Regions from separate parts of the Homo sapiens genome. Here region 1 is linked to region 2. The links are chromatin loops, found by intact Hi-C in ENCODE. Cell type or tissue: Caco-2. All regions are shown on one strand. Links, peaks and the distances in the headings refer to the core of each region. The heading gives the core; the rest is flanking DNA. Region 1 has its middle 7.6 kb from the start of CCR4. Region 2 overlaps CRTAP (cartilage associated protein).

Region 1 (9,940 bases), core at 1-2,500, 180 kb after region 2:
AGACATGCATCCTGGTCCCATGAGTGAGGCAGAGTGTGAGCTCTAGTGGCCCCATTGGTCGAGAGGACTTGCTTTGAGTCTGAGTTTGGATCTCAGTATCACCACTTACTAGCTGTGTAAACCTAAATTTTCTTATCTGTAAAAAGGGATGATAATACTTGAGGACTGTGAGGGAACTAAATGAGCTAATATTTGTAAAGCACTTAGCATAGTGGCTGGTATATACAGGTGTTCAACAACGCAGCAGCAGTGATTAGAAATGAGTAGGATAAATACTATACACAGGAATAGCTTCCTCTCTTGAAATAGCCTAGCCCAGAGCATGCCCTTGGCCATTGCTGGGATCCCAGGAAATATTTGGATTTAGACTTTTTGGGCCACATTCAATTTCCAAGTCAGGGTTCAGGTAAAAAACAGGTTTCAGGTTTCCAAGTTGCAGAGGTTACTGCCCTGGGGACAGTCAGTCTTCAGGTTGGCAAAGTAACAACATTACTGTCCTGGAGAAACACTAAGTAGGTGTCCCTTCAGTAAGGGTTTCAAAATTAAACATCCAAAAAAAAGGACCTCAGCCCCCAAAAAAGAGTCTTTTTCTCCCCCCAAGACGGAGTTTCGCTTTTGTTGCCCAGCCTGGAGTGCAGTGGCACAACCTTGCCTCACTGCAACATCCACCTCCCCAGTTCAAGGGATTCTCCTGCCTCAGCCTCCCAAGTAGCTGGGATTACAGGCGCCTGCCACCACACCTGGCTAATTTTTTTGTATTTTTAGTAGAGATGGGGTTTCACCATTTTGTTCAGGCGGGTCTCGAACTCCTGACCTCAGATGTCCACCCGCCTCGGCCTCCCAAAGTGCTGAGGTTACAGGCATGAGTCACCACTCCCAGCCAGAATCATTGTTTTATTAATGCCCATTTCATAGATGGAGAAGTAGGAACCCAGAGACGGGAGGTGGTATGCTCAAGGCAACCCAGCCAGTGAGGAACACTGTCAGGGCTACACTCACACTCCTGACATTTACATGGACACATGTTCCATTAGGCTTCGTTTCTGAAACCTAAGCAGAAAGGAGCAGGCCAACAAAAGACTCTGCAAAGCCTACCCCAAACCATGTTGGTACACAGTACAGCGCATGCTTCCAACACGAAGGAAAGCTGGAACATGAGACTACAGCGCCCCCTGGTGCATCAAGCCTTATTTCAAGGTCAAAGTCATCAAGGTACATTGCCCAGGCTCTGGCACCATACCAACCCACAGGGACCAGCATATCTGAAATTGTGCCTTCAAGAGGAGCACCACAGGACTCAGCTGCAGAGCTACGGTGATTAGGCCTTCAAACCTGTTATTTACAGCTCAAAATGAGAAGCCTGCCAGGCAGGGCCACACCAGGAGTAACAGGGACAAGGTAACAATGAGCCGGAGCTGTAGGGGCAGTTAATGTATGGCAAGCATGTGAGGTTACTTAGCAGTTTATGTGTGGCAAGCATGTGAGGTTACTTAGGTTTCAAGGGCTTTCTGCCCATTGGCTATTTTGAATAATTTTGTGTGTTCAGAGCAAAGGGGCTGTCCCTAGTGCCTGGTACCTGGCCTCAGGGCAATTAGGGCTAATGCATAGTGGCCCCTGAGTATGAGGGTCTGATAAGAGAAGTGATTGGGGTGTGAACTTAGCTGTTCAAAAAGGGGAACTGACTGGCCTTTAGCCAGCGCCTTAAAACTGGTTCAAGACAGCATTTAAAAACCAACAACAACTATATTACAGAGGAGGTCCGAATAAACAGACAAAACTTTGGTAAGGAAATAGAAGACTGCAAACAACTAAATTACTAGTTAATTTTTTAAAAGATAACTAAAAATTCCTACACATTTGGAAATTAGACAACACATTTTCATGTGACCTGAATGTCAAAGAAGATACAACAATGGAAAACAGAAAACACATATAAGTGAATAAAAATAAAATATCACTCATCAATGTTGTGGTGGGTAGCTAAATTGGGCCATAGAAAAATTAAGACTTTAAATGGTTTTTTTGGTTTGTTTGCTTGCTTGCTTTGAGACGGAGTCTTGCTCTGTCACCCAGGCTAGAGTGCAGTGGCACCATCTCGGCTCACTGCAACCTCCACCTCCTGGGTTCAAGTGATTCTCCTGTCTCAGCCTCCAGAGTAGCTGGGACTACAGGCCAGCAACACCATGCCCTGCTAATTTTTGTATTTTTAGTAGACACAGGGTTTCAACATGTTGGTCAGGCTGGTCTCAAACTCCTGACCTCAAGTGATCCACTCCCCTCGGCCTCCCAAAATGCTGGGATTACAGGCGTGAGCCACCATGCCTGGCCTTAAATGTTTATAATTAAGAGAATGTTTAAATGTTTATGTTTAAGAGAAGAAAGACTAAAAATTAATGACTTGTTTAACTAGAAAAAGAATCAGTAATTTTCTAGAAAATTTCCAAAGAAAAAAATAATAAATAAGTTTAAAAAAAAAAGAAAGAAAGAAAAGGAAGCAGTAGGAAAAAGAAGAGCAGAATAAATTCAAAGGAGGTGTAAGGAAGAAAACAATAAATGTAAGAGCAGCTGGGCGTGGTGGCTCATACTGTAATTCCAGCTACTCAGGAGACTGAGGCATGGGAGGATCGCTTGAGGCCAAGAGTTCCGGGGTAACATAGCGAGATTCCATCTCTTAAAAAAAAAGAAAAAAAAAGAAAAGAAAACAGTCCGGGCACAGTGGCTCACGCCTGTAATCCCAGCACTTTGGGAGTCTGAGGCAGGCAGATCACCTGAGGTCGGGAGTTTGAGACCAGCCTGACCAACATAGAGAAACCCCGTCTCTACTAAAAATACAAAATTAGCCAGGCATGGTGGCGCATGCCTGTAATCTCAGCCACTCAGGAGGCTGAGGGAGGAGAATCACTTTAAGCCAGGAGGCAGAGGTTGCGGTGAGCCAAGATCACGCCATTGCACTCCAGCCTGGGCAACAAGAGCGAAACTCCATCTCAAAAAATAAAAAGAAAAGAAAAGAAAATGAAAAAAAAAATGACACATATAAGAACAGAAATCAAAAGTAAAATAAGCCCACTAAAGTATTTGGAAACACTAATGTAATTGGCATACCTCTAGGAAGATAGGCAAAGAAGCAGAAGAGAGAAAAAAGGAAACTTAAAACTGCAAATACAGACTAGCGATTAGAAACAAAAACTAGGCCGGGCGCGGTGGCTCACGCCTGTAATCCCACCACTTTGGGAAGCCAAGGCTGCTGGATCACCTGAGGTCAGGAGTTCAAAGCAAGCCTGACCCACATGGCGAAACCCCGTCTCTACTAAAAATACAAAACTTAGCTGCGCATGGTCGCAGGCACCTGTAATCCCAGCTACTCAAGAGGCTGAGGCAAGAGAATCGCTTGAACCTGGGAGGCGGAGGTTGCAGTGAGCGGAGATCTTGCCACTGCACTCCATCCTGGGTGACAAAGTGAGACCCTGGGTCAGAAAAAAAAAAAAAAGAAAAGAAAAGAAAAGGAAAGAAACCACTTATCAGTAGTTTAAATGCATTGCACAAAATCAAACTAACAGAAGATGATTTTACAGGCAAATTCCATCAAACATTCAAGGTACATATAGTAATCCTCCCTTATCCTTGGGAGATACGTTCCAAGACCCCTAGTGGGCACCTGAAACCACAGATAGTGCCAAACCCTATGTATAGTACTATATTTTTTCATCAGGTAACTCAGATGACTACTCCATGATTAATGGGCAGGTAACATATGCAGTATGGATATGCCGGACAAAGGGATGATTCACATCTCCTGTGGGATGACTAAGATTCCAACATGCTACTCAGAATGGCATGCTACTTAAAACTTAAAGAATTGTTTATTTCTGGAATTTTCTTTTCTTTTCTTTTTTTTTGAGACAGAGTCTTGCTCTGTTACCCAGGCGGGAGTGCAATGGCACGATCTCGGCTCAGTGAAACCTCTGCCTCCCGGGTTCAAGGGATTCTCCTGCCTCAGCCTCCTTAGTAACTGGGATTACAGGCGCCCGCCACCATGCCCAGTTAATTTTTGTATTTTTTAGTAGAGACGGGGTCTCACCATGTTGCTCAGGCTGGTCTCAAACTCCTGACCTCAGGTGATCCGCCCGCCTTGGCCTCCCAAAGTGCTGAGATAACAGGCGTGAGCCATGCACCCCGCCTGGAATTTTCAATTTAATATTTTTGGACCATAGTTGACCTCATCTACCTGAAACTGAGGAAAGCAATAAGGGGGAATTTCTGTAAAATTCTGATCTCATGCATATTTTTCCCCCAGAAATACAAAAAATAACACACTAAACTCTGATTGCCGGGCGCGGTGGCTTGAGCCTGTAATCCCAGCACTTTGGGAGGCTGAGGCGGGCAGATCACTTGAGGTCAGGAGTTTGAGACCAGCCTGGCCAACATGGCAAAAACCCCATCTCTACTGAAAATACAAAAATTACCTGGATGTGGTGGCACACACCTGTAATTCCAGGTAATTGAGAGGCTGAGGCACAAGAATTGCTTGAACCCAAGAGGCGGAGGTTGCAGTGAGCCAAGATCATGCTAATGCACCCCAGTCTGGGTGACAGAGCGAGACTCTGCGACTCTGCCTCCAAATAAATAAATAAAAATAAACTCATTTGATAGAGTTAATATAACGTTGATAACAAAACCAAAGAAAAAATTACTGAATTTCACTTGAATATATTAATGCAAATTTCCTACACAAAATATTAACACACCAAATTCACTATAGTTGAAAAAATACATAATGATAAACTTCATTTCAGAAATGCAAAGTTAATATTAGTGAATCTATTAATACAAATCACCATATTAGCAGAGTAAGAGAGAAAAGCCCTATGTCTCAGAAAAAGCATTGAATAAGAAAAACAAAACCTGTCATTTGTGACAACATAGGTGAACCTGGAGGACATATTATGTTAAGTGAAATAAGCCAGGCACAGAAATCCCACATGATCTTATTTATATGTGAAATCTGAAAAAGAAGAACTTACAGAAGCAGAGAGTAGAATGATAGCAGGGATTGGGGGTGCTGGGTTAGATAGATGTGGGTCAAAAGATACAAAATTTCAGTTAGACCAGCAGGCAGAAATTCAAGAGATCTATTGTACAACATGGTGATTATAGTTAATAACCATATATTATATACTTGAAAATTAAGAGAGTACATTTAAGTGTTCTCACCAAAGAATATATATATATAATATATATATATGAGGTAATGTGTATGTTAATTAGCTTGCTTTAGCCATTCCACAATGTATATATATTTCAAAGCATCATATTGTACACCATATATATAATTGTCAATTAAAAAAAAAAAACAACGGCCAGGCACAGTCGCTCACACCTGTAATCTCAGCACTTGTGGCAGGCAGATCACTTGAGCCCAGGAGTTCAAGACCAGCCTGGGCAACATGGTGAAACCCCATCTCTCAAAAAAAAAAAAAATTACAAAAATTAGCCAGAAGTAGTGTTGCGCACCTGTAGTCCCAGCTAGTTGGTAGGCTGAGGCAGGAGGGTCGCTTGAGTATGGGAAGTCAAGGCTGCAGTGAGCCATGTTTGTGTCACTGCACTCCAGCGTGGGTGACAGCAAGACGCTGTCTTAAAAATATGAATAAATAAAAATATTCATGATTTTGAGGGGGAAAAAGAAGCAAATCCTTAGCTCATTAAAAGAAGGGAAATTTTTTTTTTTAATGGAGTTTCGCTCTTGTTGCCCAGGCTGGAGTGCAATGGCGTGCTCTCGGCTCACCGCAACCTCCGCCTCCTGAGTTAAAGTGATTCTCCTGCCTCAGCCTCCCAGTTGCATTTTATACACTAACAATGAACAATCTGAAAAGGGAATTTTTTAAAATTCCATTTACAATGGCATCAAAAGAATAAAATACTTAGAAATAAACTTAACCAAGGAGGTAAAAGACATATACACTGAAAACTACAAAACTTTGTTGAAAGAAATTAAAGACCAGACAAATAAATGGAAAGACATCCTGTGTTCACGTATTAGAAGACTTAATATTGTTAAGAAGTCAATACTATCCAAAGCAATCTACAGATTAAATGCCATATCTATGAAAATCTCAATGGCTTTTTTTTTTTTTTTTGCAGAAATACAAAAATCCATCCTAAAATTCCATATGAAATCTCAAGGGACCCTGTATAGCCAAAACAATTTTGGAAAAGAACAAAGTTAAACACTTCCCTGTTTCAAAACTTACTACAGCCGGGCATGGTGACTCACGCCTGTAATCCCAGCACTTTGGGAGGCTAAGGTGGGTGGATCACCTGAAGTTAGGAGATCGAGACCAGCCTGGCCAACATGGCGAAACCCTGTCTCTACTAAAAAATACAAAAATTAGCTGGGTGTGGTGGCAGGCGCCTGTAATCTCAGCTATTCAGGAGGCTGAGGCGGGAGAATCACTTGAACCCGGGAGGCAGAGGTTGCAGTGAGCCGAGATTGTGCCATTGCACTCCAGCCTGGGAGACAGAACAACACTCTGTCTCAAAAAAAAAAAAAAAACAACTTATTACAAAGCCACAGTAAGCAAAACAATGTGGTGCTGGCACAAAGACAGACACATAGACCAATGGAATAGAAGAGAGAGCCCAGAAATAAACCTTCATATGTATGGTTAAATTAATTTTTTTCTGCATTGCCTTTACTCTGTCACATACCCATTGTATAATAATGGTGTCCCTTAGCACATTCTCTGGGAGACATGGTCAAATTATTTTTGAGAAAGTTGCCAGACAGACCATTCAATAGAGAAAGCATATCTTTTCAATAAATGATGCTAGGAAAACTGTACACTCACATGCAAAAGAATAAAATTAGACCTTAACCTTACATCATATATAAAAATTAACTCGAAATGGGTCAAAGACCTAAATGTAATAGCTAAAACTATAAAATTCTTAGAGGGAAATATAGAGGAAAAACTTCATGACAATGGATTTGGCAGTGATTTCTTGTACCAAAAGTACAGCTAATAAAAGTAAAAATAGGTTAATTGGACTACATCAAAATTTAAAACTTCTATGCATCAAAGGGCACCATCAAAAGAGTGAAGGTGGGGAACAATGGCTCACACCTGTAATCCCAGCACTTTGGGAGGCTGAGGCAGGCAGATCATTTGAGGTCAGGAGTTCAAGACCAGCACGGCCAACGTGGTAAAACCCCGTCTCTATTAAAAATAAAAAAAATTGAGCTGGTGTGGTTGTGCACACCTGTAATCCTAGCTACTTGGGAGGCTGAGGTGGGAGGATCACTTGAACTGAAGAAGTGGAGGTTGCAGTGAGCTAAGACTGTGCCACTGCACTCCAGCCTGGGTGACAGACACTGCCTTTAAAAAAAAAAAAAAAAAAAAGGCCAGGCGTGGTAGCTCATGCCTGTAATCCCAGCACTTTGGGAGGCCAAGGCAGTCAGATCACAAGGTCAAGAGATCGAGACGATCCTGGCTAACACAGTGAAACCCGGTCTCTACCAAAGATACAAAAAATTAGCCAGGCGTGGTGGCAGGCGCCTGTAGTCCCAGCTACGCGGCAGGCTGAGGCAGAAAAATGGTGTGAATCCGGGAGGCGGAGCTTGCAGTGAGCCAAGATCACACCACTGCACTGCAGCCTAGGCAACAGAGCAAGACTCCATCTCAAAAAAAAAAAAAAAAAAAAAAAAAAATGAAAAGACAACACAACCCACAGAATGGGAGAAAATATTTGCCAATTATATATCAAACATATATCAAACAAGGGGTTAATATTCAAAAGAACTTCAACTTAAAAAAAAAAACAACAAAAACAACCTGATTGGTATTGGTGGTTGTTGGCACAGAAAATATATTCTAAAGGATTGCATCCTTGGGTGATCAGACATTTTGGTATTGTATCTGGAATTAGTGGGTTCTTGGTCTCACCGACTTCAAGAATGAAATCTCGGACCCTCGCGGTGACTGTTAAACTCTTAAGGTGGCGCGCCTGGAGTTTGTCCTTTCTTATGTTCAGATGTGCTCAGGGTCTCAGATGTGGTCGGGGTCTCGCTGGCTCAGGAGTGAAGCTGCAGACTTTCTTCGTTAAGTGTTACAGCTCTTAAACCAGTGCGTCTGGAGTTGTTCGTTCCTCTCAGTGGGCTCGTGGTCTCGCTGGGCTGAGGAGTGAAGCTGCAAATTGTCACAGTGAGTGTTACAGCTCATAAAAGCAGTTAACCCAAAGAGCGAACAGTAGCAGGATTTGTTGTAAAGAGCAAAAGAACAAAGCTTCCACACTGTGGAAAGGGACCCCAGCGGGTTGCCAATGCTGGTCCGGCAGCCTGCTTTTATTCTCTTATCTGGCCCCACCCACATCCTGCTGATTGGTAGAGCCCAGTGGCCTGTTTTGTCAGGGCGCTGATTGGTGCGTTTACAATCCCTGAGCTAGATACAAACGTTCTCCACGTCCCCATCAGATTAGTTAGATACAGAATTTGGACACACAGGTTCTCCAAGGCCCCACCAGAGCAGCTAGATACAGAGTGTCGATTGGTGCATTCACAAACCTTGAGCTAAACACAGGGTGCTGATTGGTGTGTTTACAAACCTTGAGCTGGATACACAGTGCCGATTGGTGTATTTACAATCCCTGAGCTAGACATAAAGGTTCTCCACCTCCCCACCAGAGCAGCCAGATACAGAGTGTCGATTGGTGCACTCACAAACCTTGAGCTAAACACAGGGTGCTGATTGGTGTATTTACAATCCCTGAGCTAGACATAAAGGTTCTCCACGTCCCCACCAGGGCAGCTAGATACAGAGTGTCCATTGGTGCATTCACAAACCTTGAGCTAAACACAGGGTGCTGATTGGTGTGCTTACAATCCCTGAGCTAGATATAAAGACTCCACATCCCTACCAGACTCAGGAGCCCAGCTGTCTTCACCCAGTGGATCCCGCACTGGGGCTGCAGGTGGAGCTGTCTGCCAGTCCCGCGCCATGCGCTCGCACTCCTCACCCTTTGGGCGGTCGATGGGACTGGGCGCCCTGGAGCAGGGGGCGGCATTCGTCGGGGAGGCTCAGGCTGCACAGGAACCCACGGAGGCGGGGGAAGGCTCAGGCATGGTGGGCTGCAGTCCCGAGGCCTGCCCCGTGGGAAGGCAGCTAAGGCCCAGCGAGAAATTGAGCGCAGCGCCTGTGGGCTGGCACTGCTGGGGGACCCAGTACACCCTCCGCAGCCGCTGGCCCGGGTGCTAAGCCCCTCACTGCCCGGGGCCGACAGGGCTGGCGGGCTTCTCCAAGTGCGGGGTCAGCCAAGCCCACGCCCACCCAGAACTCCAGCTGGCCCGCAAGCGCTGCTCGCAGCCCTGGTTCCTGCTCGCGCCTCTCCCTCCACACCTCCTTGCAAGCTGAGGGAGCCGGCTCTGGCCTTGGCCAGCCCAGAATGGGGCTCCCACAGTGCAGCGGCGGGCCGAAGGGCTCCTCAAATGCCGCCAAAGTGGGAACCCAGGCAGAGGAGGCGCCGAGAGCAAGCGAGGGCTCTGAGGACTGCCAGCACGCTGTCACCTCTCAGTATTAGTGACTATGTAAGAGGCAGCTCTCTTCTGGGCTTTCACATACTCGTTTGTGTGTGTGTGTGTGTGTTTGTGTGTGTGTGTGTTTTGTTTTTTTGAGACAGAGTTTCAAGGGGTTGGATGCTATGGGAGAAAATATTTGCAAATCATATATCCAACAAGAGGTTAATATTCAAAATAGATAAAGAACTTCTACAACTCAAAAACAATAACAAAAACTAACAACCTGATTGGTATTGGTGGTATTGGTGCAGGGATAAAACCATGGATACAGAATAAAGTATCCAGAAATGAACTTCAATATTCCAGAGATAGATTGACCATCTTTTTTTCTTTTTTTAAGCCCCAAATAATGTCCTACTCCCCAGACTGAAG
Region 2 (8,965 bases), core at 455-2,954:
AGAAATATTCACGACAAATTGTCAGAAAGACAAAGTTGCAAAAAGTTGTAAAACTATGTAAATATGACCTTGTTTTTATAAAAATACACAAATATTTACTATATATATGAGTAAATATATACCTTTAAAGCAGGAGATAAAGAGATGGCACAGGCTGGGCGCAGTGGCTCATGCCTGTAAATCCCAGCACTTTGAAAGGCTGAGGTGGGCAGATCACCTGAAGCCAGGAGTTCGAGACTAGCCCAGCGAAACCCCATCTCTACTAAAACTACAAAAATTAGTGTGATATGTTGGTGCACGCCTGTAATCCCAGCTACTCGGGAGGCTAAGGCAAGAGAATCGCTTGAACCCAGGAGGCAGAGGATGCAGTGAGCCAAGATCACGCCACTGCACTCTAGCCTGGGTGACAGAGCAAGACTCTGTCTCAAAAAAAAAAAAAAAGAGAGAGAGAAGGTGTAGGATTACGAGAGAATTTTGTTTTCCGAGAGAGAAAGAAGGTGTAGGATTATGAGAGAATTTTGTTTTCAAAGTAAAATATTTCTGTAATGTTTGAAATTTGTAGAGTTTTTACAGATTCAGAAATCAGAATGAAGCAGTAAAATGTTAAAACACACACATGCACAAAACTACAGAAAAAAATGACTTTTCCTTGATTTCCTTTTTTTTGGCGCAATCTCGGCTCACAGCAACCTCTGCCCCTGGGTTCAAGCGATTCTTCTGCCTCAGCCTCCCAAGTAGCTGGGACTACAGCCACGTGCCACCACGCCTGGCTAATTTTTGTATGTTTAGTAGAGATGGGGTTTCACCGTGTTGGCCAGGCTGGTCTCGAACTCCTGACATCATGATCCGCCCGCCTCGGCCTCCCAAAGTGCTGGGATTACAGGCATGAGTCACCGCGCCCAGCCCCTTTATTTCCAAAATAACCCTTTCTCTTAAGGCACGAGGTAGTCTCCAGAAGGCAAGAATGAAGAGAAAAGGGAAGGTGTGGTGCACCAGACTTACAGGTCTGGGCTGGAAGTGCTCATCCGAGAGGCCCCAAGTGTCCCTGTGGTACTGGTAATACACCAGGTTCTGCTGCATGACCTTGTCATTCTGATCAAAGAGCAGATAGCTGACTGCACAGGGGGCTGCATTCTTCAGGTCGTTCACTAGGGTTGGGAAGAAAAGACAAATGAAGAAATCAGCAAACCACACCCTATAATTTCTCTGCTTCTAAACAAAAAGGCCATATGAACAAGCCCCTTCTCCACAGTCCTTCTTCAGAGAGCCTGGGGCCGACTGGCAGCCCTGGGTGGGCAGGCCACAGATGGGGTCTCCACGGCAGCCTGGAGGCCAGGCTTGAAACTTAGTTCTAGTTAGGCACATGCCTATGGAGAAATGCCTATGTTCCACTTCCAGCTCTGGTGACCTGAGCTGGTCTCAGGTCCCTGGAAGCAGCTGGAAAAAGCTGGATTGTCCTGGGGCTGAGGGAGATAGGGAGGATGTGCTCAGCAAACAGGTGTCTCATCTGGGTCCTAGAGTGTCTGGATCCCATCTGGATGGGACCACAGTCTCCAGATCTAGGTTAGCTCCCCTACAGCTAAACCAGACCTGGAAAACCCAAAGGATGGTGGAGCCTCTGGGTTGGAGGGGATTTGGAAAGTCGCCTAGTTTTGCCACCTCCTGAGGTTGGAACTCCCACCTCCAGCCTCTCTGCTTGGTGTTGCCCACCTGTGACAGTACCTTCAGCATAGGGATTTTGCAGGGCTTGGGATTTGTCTTGGGAGTGCAGGATGAGGAAGAGGTGATGAGACACAAGCCCCTGGTATGTATTCTGGCACATTCCACTCTAATTTACACAACAGTACCTTTGCTAAAGCTGTGGTTGGCCGGAGAAGCCAAAGCTTGGGTATGAATAAATTGTGCCACCCAGTGGCTGTTTCCTGTAATGACTACTTTAAAGCCAGCTCTTAGGGACATTTACTCTTCAAATATAAATAATACCACCTGCCCTCAAGCAATGTAGCATGGTAGGTGGTCTAGAAAAAATTCAAAACGGGGCAGATTTTCAGGAAGCTCATTTCAGGAAGTACACTTCATTCATACTGTTGATCCCCGAAAGCAGATTTCCTGGGAAGCAGCAAGCATAGCTAGAGGCCTCAGTCCACCAGTGTTGATAAGTCTTTGCCAGTTTCTGATATGCAGGGCGATTTTCAGGGCACGTGAGGATTTCAGAGGCCCAGGGAGCTGCCAGAGCCCGCATGCATCCAGAACACTTCTAAATTCCTAGTGTTCTAGCTTTATACATTTAGAACCAAGCCATGCTCAGTGAGCTAGAAGACCTTATGGCTTTTTATATTTATATAATACATATTCTTTTTCTTTTTCTGACCTTCAGGGTGCAAGGCTTACGTGTTCTGAAGAGGATGGGAGGTGAGATAAAGAGGAACCCCCCCCCGCAAAAAAAAAACACAATTACCACAGTGGGAAAGGAGGGCTAAAGCCAAGATCACCTCTCTCACTCTTCCCAAGGCACCCTGAGACCAGCCACTCCTGAGTGTGAAGGGGCGACCCAGGGGATCTATTCTAGCCAGAAACCTGCCACCGCTAGACCCTGGCATTTCATTAGGGCAGAGGAAGTCCTACTGCCACTTTCCCTAATAATTCTTCTGTGCTTGGAACTGAACTGCCAAGGGACACACTGCTTGAACAAGTGGCACTTGGCAAAGTCAGGTACAGGGAGAGGAGGAAAAGCCGAAACACGCAGGCTCTGAAGTCTAACCCTGAACTTCCTTCTCTCCCACGTTTGCTTCCCATTGTCCACTAGAACGTTCTGATTGAGAAACTCCCATTTCAGATCAAGGGAGGACCAACTAGAATGAAACTAACAGGACGGGCGCAGTGGCTCACACCTGTAATCCCAGCACTTTGGGAGGCTGAAGTGGGTGGATCACTTGAGGTCAGGAGTTCAAGACTAGCCTGGCCAAGATAGTGAAACCACATATCTACTAAAATTACAAAAAATTAGCTAGGCGTGGTGGCACACACCTGTAATCCCAGCTACTCAGGAGGCTGAGGAAGGGGAATCACTTGAACCTGGGAGGCGGAGGTTGCAGTAAGTCAAGATCACACCACTGCACTCCAGCCTGGGCAACAGAGCAAGACTCTGTCTCAAAAAAAAAAAAAAAAAAAAAAAAAGAAAAGAAAAGAAAGAAAGAAAAAAGAAAAGAAAATAAACTCTAACAGTCTGAAAAGTAAAGCTAGTGATAAGGAGGAAGGGAAATAATGATAACAAAAACAAACACACAGTTTGCTATGTGCCAGTGTGGGAATACCCCAGACATTTCACATCTATTAACTCATTTACTCCTCAGGACAATCCTATGAGGTTAGTACTACAATCTCTATTCACAATGAGGAAACTAAAGCACAGAGAAGCTAGTAAGTGATAAGGCTGAAATCGAACCCAGGCACTGTGGTTACAGGCTCTGCCCTGAATCACTAAGCCATGCTGCCTTTTTGTGCAAAGCATAGCACCAGGGTTGTCAGTGGACCTTGATGAACTCTCAACAACCGTAGCTAAGAGTTATTACCTCTATTTTACAGTCTTAGAAGGACTAAGTGCCTCACCCAAGATGTCACAGAAGATTACTTACACTTATAATAGGCAAACTGCAAGTAATGATACATGGTAGCCACAAATTTCTCAACCGGATAGCCTCCTATAACTGGGGTGAGGTTCTCTTCACACTGTATTTTGCATTCCAGAACTTCTACATAATGATCTGAAACAAAACATATAAATTTTCAGAGCAGTGGATCCATTACTTTCTTAATATGCTACTGCCTCCTGCCCAAATGAAAAAGTTAAAAGAAAAATATTTACAGGCCGGGCGCGGTGGCTCACGCCTGTAATCCCAGCACTTCGGGAGGCTGAGGCGGGCGAATCACAAGGTCAGGAGGATCGAGACCATCCTGGTTAACACAGTGAAACCCTGTCTCACTAAAAATACAAAAAATTAGCTGGGCGTCGTGGTGGGCGCCTGTGGTCCCAGCTACTCAGGAGGCTGAGGCAGAAGAATGGCGTGAACCCGGAAGGTGGAGCTTGCAGTGAGCCGAGATCGCGCCACTGCACTCCAGCCTGGGCAACAGAGCAAGACTCCGTCTCCAAAAAAAAAAAAAAAAAAAGAAAAAGAAAAATATTTTCAACACCTACAAGGAGCTGAAAATCTTTAATATACAAAGTTGTTTCAAATCAATATGAAAAAGATGAACATCCACTATATAAATGGCCAAATGATATTAATAGAAATTATTAAAATGTCTAAAAAACATTGAGAGACACTACACCTCTTTTGTAATTAGGAAATACAATTACCCCCAAAATAATTTAAACTACCAAATTGCAAAAGTTTTACAAATTCATACTGTAGTATTAAGAAGAGAACAGTGAAACTTACACTCTCATATTCTGTTGATGGAAGCAAAACAGGAACAAACTTTTTGGAGAACAATTTGGCAAAATTTATCAAAGGTTAAAATACACATATTTTCCAACCCAGCTGTCTACTTCTAGGAAATTTTCTTTAGACACAGGCATACATAAACACTGTTTATAACAACAAACAAACAAACTTGTAAGTACCTAAATGCCAATCAATAGGATGAGGATTAATAAATTACAGTATATAAAAATAACAGAATCTACACAGCCTTTGAAAGAGAGTAAGGTGAACCTAAATATAGTCAAAGACTACAATTCCCATGCAGCTAGGTTGGGGCCATATGACTAGTCGTGGCCAATGACATGTTGAGAGTAACAATTAAGGAATGCTACTTCCAGGCCTAATCCCTAAAATCTCCCACATGATCCTTGGCTCCCTCCCTTTTCTCCCTTTATGCAGCTAGAAGCAAAAGACTCCAGAAGGGTTGCACACATTTCATAAGACTGTGGAGGAACAGGCACTTTCAAACATTGCTGGTAGGAAGTACAAAATGATACCTTAAAACACTAAAATTAATTTACAGAAACATTTACTCTTTGAACTATTATTTCCACTTTGGTTGACTCTGAAAACACGCCTCCATACTTACTACCATCACCAACAAAAAAGCCTTACATACTTACTACCACCAACAACAAAAAATTAACATCAACAATAAGGGTGCAAACAAACATCATACATATCTTGACGTGATATCCTGAGGAGGACATTTATATAGCGGTCCAGCCAAAAATACACAACCTGAATGTAACTGTGAAGACACATAATAGAAACCCAAATTGAGGAATGTTGACAAAGTAATTAGCCTATATTCTTAAAAAATATCATTGGCATAAAAAGACAAAGAAGGCCAAAGGATTGTTCCAGATTAAAGAATTCTAAAGGAAGATGACAAATAAATAGGAAGCATGATTCTGAACTGGAACCTGTACCAGGAAAAAAAAAGGTGCTAGAAAGAACATTATTGTGACAATTAACAAAAAGAGAATATGAACTACAGATTGAATACAAGCATTGTATCTAGTATATTAAGTTTCCTGAATTTAATTACTATGGATATTTAGATAATATTATTGTTCTTAGGAAATAAACTGAAGTATAATGGGGTAAAGAGTAATAATGCATGTGCAACATACTTCCAAATAGTTCTGAAATAAAAATAATTATACAGAGCTGGGTGCGGTGGCTCAAGCCTATAATCCCAGCACTTTGGGAGGGCAAGGCGGGCGGATCACTTGGGGTCAGGAGTTTGAAACCAGCCTGGCCAACACAGCAAAACGCTGTCTCTACTAAAAATACAAAACATTAGCCAGGTGTGGTGGCGCCTGCCAGTAGTCCCAGCTACTCAGGAGGCTGAGGCAGGAGAATTGCTTCAACCCGGCAGACAGAGGTTGCAGTGAGCCAAGATCGCACCACTGCACTCCAGCCTGGGCGACAGAGTGAGACTCAGTCTCAAAAATAAAATATAATAGGCCGGGTGCGGTGGCTCACGCCTGTACTCCTAGCACTTTGGGAGGCCGAGGTGGGTGGATCACCTGAGGTCAGGAGTTCGAGACCAGCCTGGCCAACGTGGTGAAACCCCGTCTCTACTAAAAATATAAAAATTAGCCAGACGTGTTGGTGCATGCCTGTAATCCCAGCTACTCGGGAGGCTGAGGCAGGAGGATTGCCTGAACCTAAGGGGCAGAGGTTGCAGTGAGCCGAGATCGCGCCGTTGCACTCCAGCCTGGGCAACAAGAGGGAAACTCCATGTCAAAAATAAATAAATAAATAAATAAAATAATAACAATAATAATTATACCCACAGCACATATGGAGAGAGCAATAAAGTAAATGTGGCACAATCAATGTTACAAATTGGTGAATCTAGGTAAGGTGTACATGAGAGTTCTTTGTATGATTCTTCCGACTTCTCTACAAGTTTGAAATTATTTAAAAATAAAAACTAAAGAAACTCTAAATATCTATATATCTATACTGTGAGAGGAAAATAAATCTCAGGACCTCAAAATCACTAAGCCAAAGGGAAAAGTCAAGCTGGGAACCATGTAGGACAAATGTGTTTCCCATCCTATTCCTAAATAAGATAGCTACAAAAATTTAAAAAAAAAAAAAAAAAGCCACAAATCTCTCTCATAATTTGCCCACAAGGAAGTTTTTGTGGACAAAGGACAGGCAGAACTCAGTCATCCCTCTGCTCACATGGAACAAATGTATATATGGTTGTTTCCTTTGCTCTGTTGTTTCACTAAGCCAGACTAAAGCATAAGTGACTATTCCTGCAAATTGCATATTCAGTGAAAGGCTAATCAGAAACTCAAAAGAATGCAACCATTTGTCTCTCACCTACCTATGACCTGGAAACCCCCTCCCACTTTGGGTTGTCCTGCCTTTCTGGACTGAAGCAATGTACATCTTACATATATTGATTGATGTCTCATGTCTCCCTAAAATGTATAAAACCAAACTGTGCCCTGAGTACCTTGGGCATATGTTGTTAGGACCTCCTGAGTCTGTGTCACAAGTACATCCTTAACTTGGCAAAATAAACTGTCTAAATTGATTGAGACTTGTCTCAGATACTCTTTGATTTACAATACATATATATCTTAGCTGTATCAAAGATAGATGGAGAGAAACCACAGACATTATGTGCCTCCTGATGAAAGAACTCAGCATCAACTATGAAGCAGTTGACTCCCACCAAAATTTAAAACCCTAAAACAAAATCAAACCGAGCCTGTTCAAGCCTCTACATCCAATTACCGATTTACAAGAAATACAGAAGACAGAGGAACATGGGGATACAGTCAGCAAAACCCAGACCATGGGAATCTCTACGGGACAAAAAATGCAGATTCTTCAATAGCAAAGGGGAAAAGATATGGCGGAAGAACCTATGGATTAAACGAGCCATAAAAGATAACCAACTTGCCACAATATGGATGAAACGAGGACATTATGCCAAGTGAAATGAGTCAGTCACAAAAAGGCAAATACTGTATGACTCCACTTACGTGATGTATCTAGAGTAGTCAAATTCACAAAGACAGAAAGTAGAAAGGTTGTTGCCAGTGGCTGGGGGGAAGGGGATATGGGGAGTTATCGCATACAGAGTTTCAATTTGGGGAAACATAAAAAGTTCTAGAGATGGATGGTGCTGATGGTTGCACAATCATGTGAATGTAGTCAATGCCACTGGAGTGTACATTGAACAATGGCTAAAATAATAAAGTTCATATTAACGTATATTTTACCACAATAAAAATTTTCAAGAGATAACCCATTGCAATGGATGGACCTTATTTGGATCCTGATTCAAACAAATGGTAAATTAAAGGCACACACATGTATTTATGACATTTCTGAAATGATTGGGACACTGTTTAGGTATTTAATGATGAGATCAAAGAATGATTGTTAAAATTCTTACAGGGGTAATAGTTTGGTGTTATGTTTAAAAAACAAAGAGTCCTTACCTTCTAAAGGTATATACTGAAATATTACAAATGAAATAATATGGCATTTGGAATCCGCTTCAAAATAACATGAGAGGAAAAGTAGGTGGGAATTAGAGGAAGCTCAAGTAGCCATGAGTTGACAATTGTGAAGTTGGGTCATGGGTACATGGTGGTTTATCTACTCTTCTCTCTGTTTTTTGTGTATGTTTGAAATTTTCCATAACAAGAAGTTTTCTTAAGGCAAAAAAAAAAAAAAAAAAAAAAAACCTACTTTGTAGAAAGAGATTAATGAATAAAAAGTGACTGAAAAAAAAAAACAAAACCGAAAACGCTGGATTCAATAACTTTAAAAGAGCTTCTCTACTGCAGGATTTCTAAGGGCCTTTAACCATTAAAGTGCACAATGATTCTTCAAGTGGGAGATGCAGTCAGTGCTCAGCCCATTCCCAGACTTATTTACAAGTACATAGACATGATACCTTTATCCAAGGTACAGTCCAGATTTTACTTATCTAGTGCTTTCAGGAAGGCACAGTTCTAGGATCAGTGTTCTCAAACCACTTTGGGAAAGAGCTTCCCTTAGCCATTTCCCAGTTTCTGGAGTGATGCTGCCCAGTAAAGCACTTGGGAAATGTCTAGGCACTATAGAGAAATCTGGGCTACCTATGTGTAGAGTTTTACATTTTCTTCCTTTCTTCATTTTTCCTTTCTGTGTTTTCCAAACTTCCTATAATGAGCACACATTGTTTTATAATCAGAAAAGAAAATTTCAAAAAGCTACCTTAGTGATGGCCACTTAAAGGTTCATTCTACCTTTATATGTGTTGGAAAATTGCCATCATCAAAGTTATCTCAGTAATGTGAGTCACTGAGGTGCTCCTGGGCCCATTTTTATTTTTCAAAATGACTGTAGGAAATCTGTAAGCAAGTAGGGCAGACACAGAATTCTACCTTGGCAGGCCTGTGCTTGAACCTTCTCTCAGTGATTTCACTAGAAGCCCCTGCCAAGTCAAAGGTTTA

The links. Hi-C counts contacts between places; a loop is a spot of excess contacts. Peaks named below come from ENCODE experiments on the same cell type or tissue, not always from the same donor. Only the 100,000 strongest peaks of a DNase experiment are listed, where the experiment ranks them.
Region 1: it touches region 2 in a loop (9-fold over the local background); 12 of 110 quality-filtered maps call a loop at or near these places.

Annotation. Positions count from the first base shown.
Region 1 is chr3:32,939,124-32,949,063 of GRCh38, reverse strand. No RefSeq gene overlaps it. Among named protein-coding and RNA genes, the nearest start is that of CCR4, 7.6 kb to the left of the region's middle. RefSeq lists an enhancer at 8,759-9,261. In Caco-2, for the core only: a CTCF peak has its summit at 1,166 (motif pointing left); a DNase peak (open chromatin) is centred at 1,143.
Region 2 is chr3:33,124,738-33,133,702 of GRCh38, reverse strand. It overlaps CRTAP (cartilage associated protein), which reads right to left. Exons shown (of 7, transcript NM_006371.5): 4 at 3,636-3,764; 5 at 1,003-1,148. Among named protein-coding and RNA genes, the nearest start is that of CRTAP, 15 kb to the right of the region's middle. RefSeq lists an enhancer at 1,964-2,013. In Caco-2, for the core only: a CTCF peak has its summit at 1,898 (motif pointing left); DNase peaks (open chromatin) are centred at 1,092, 1,518 and 1,872.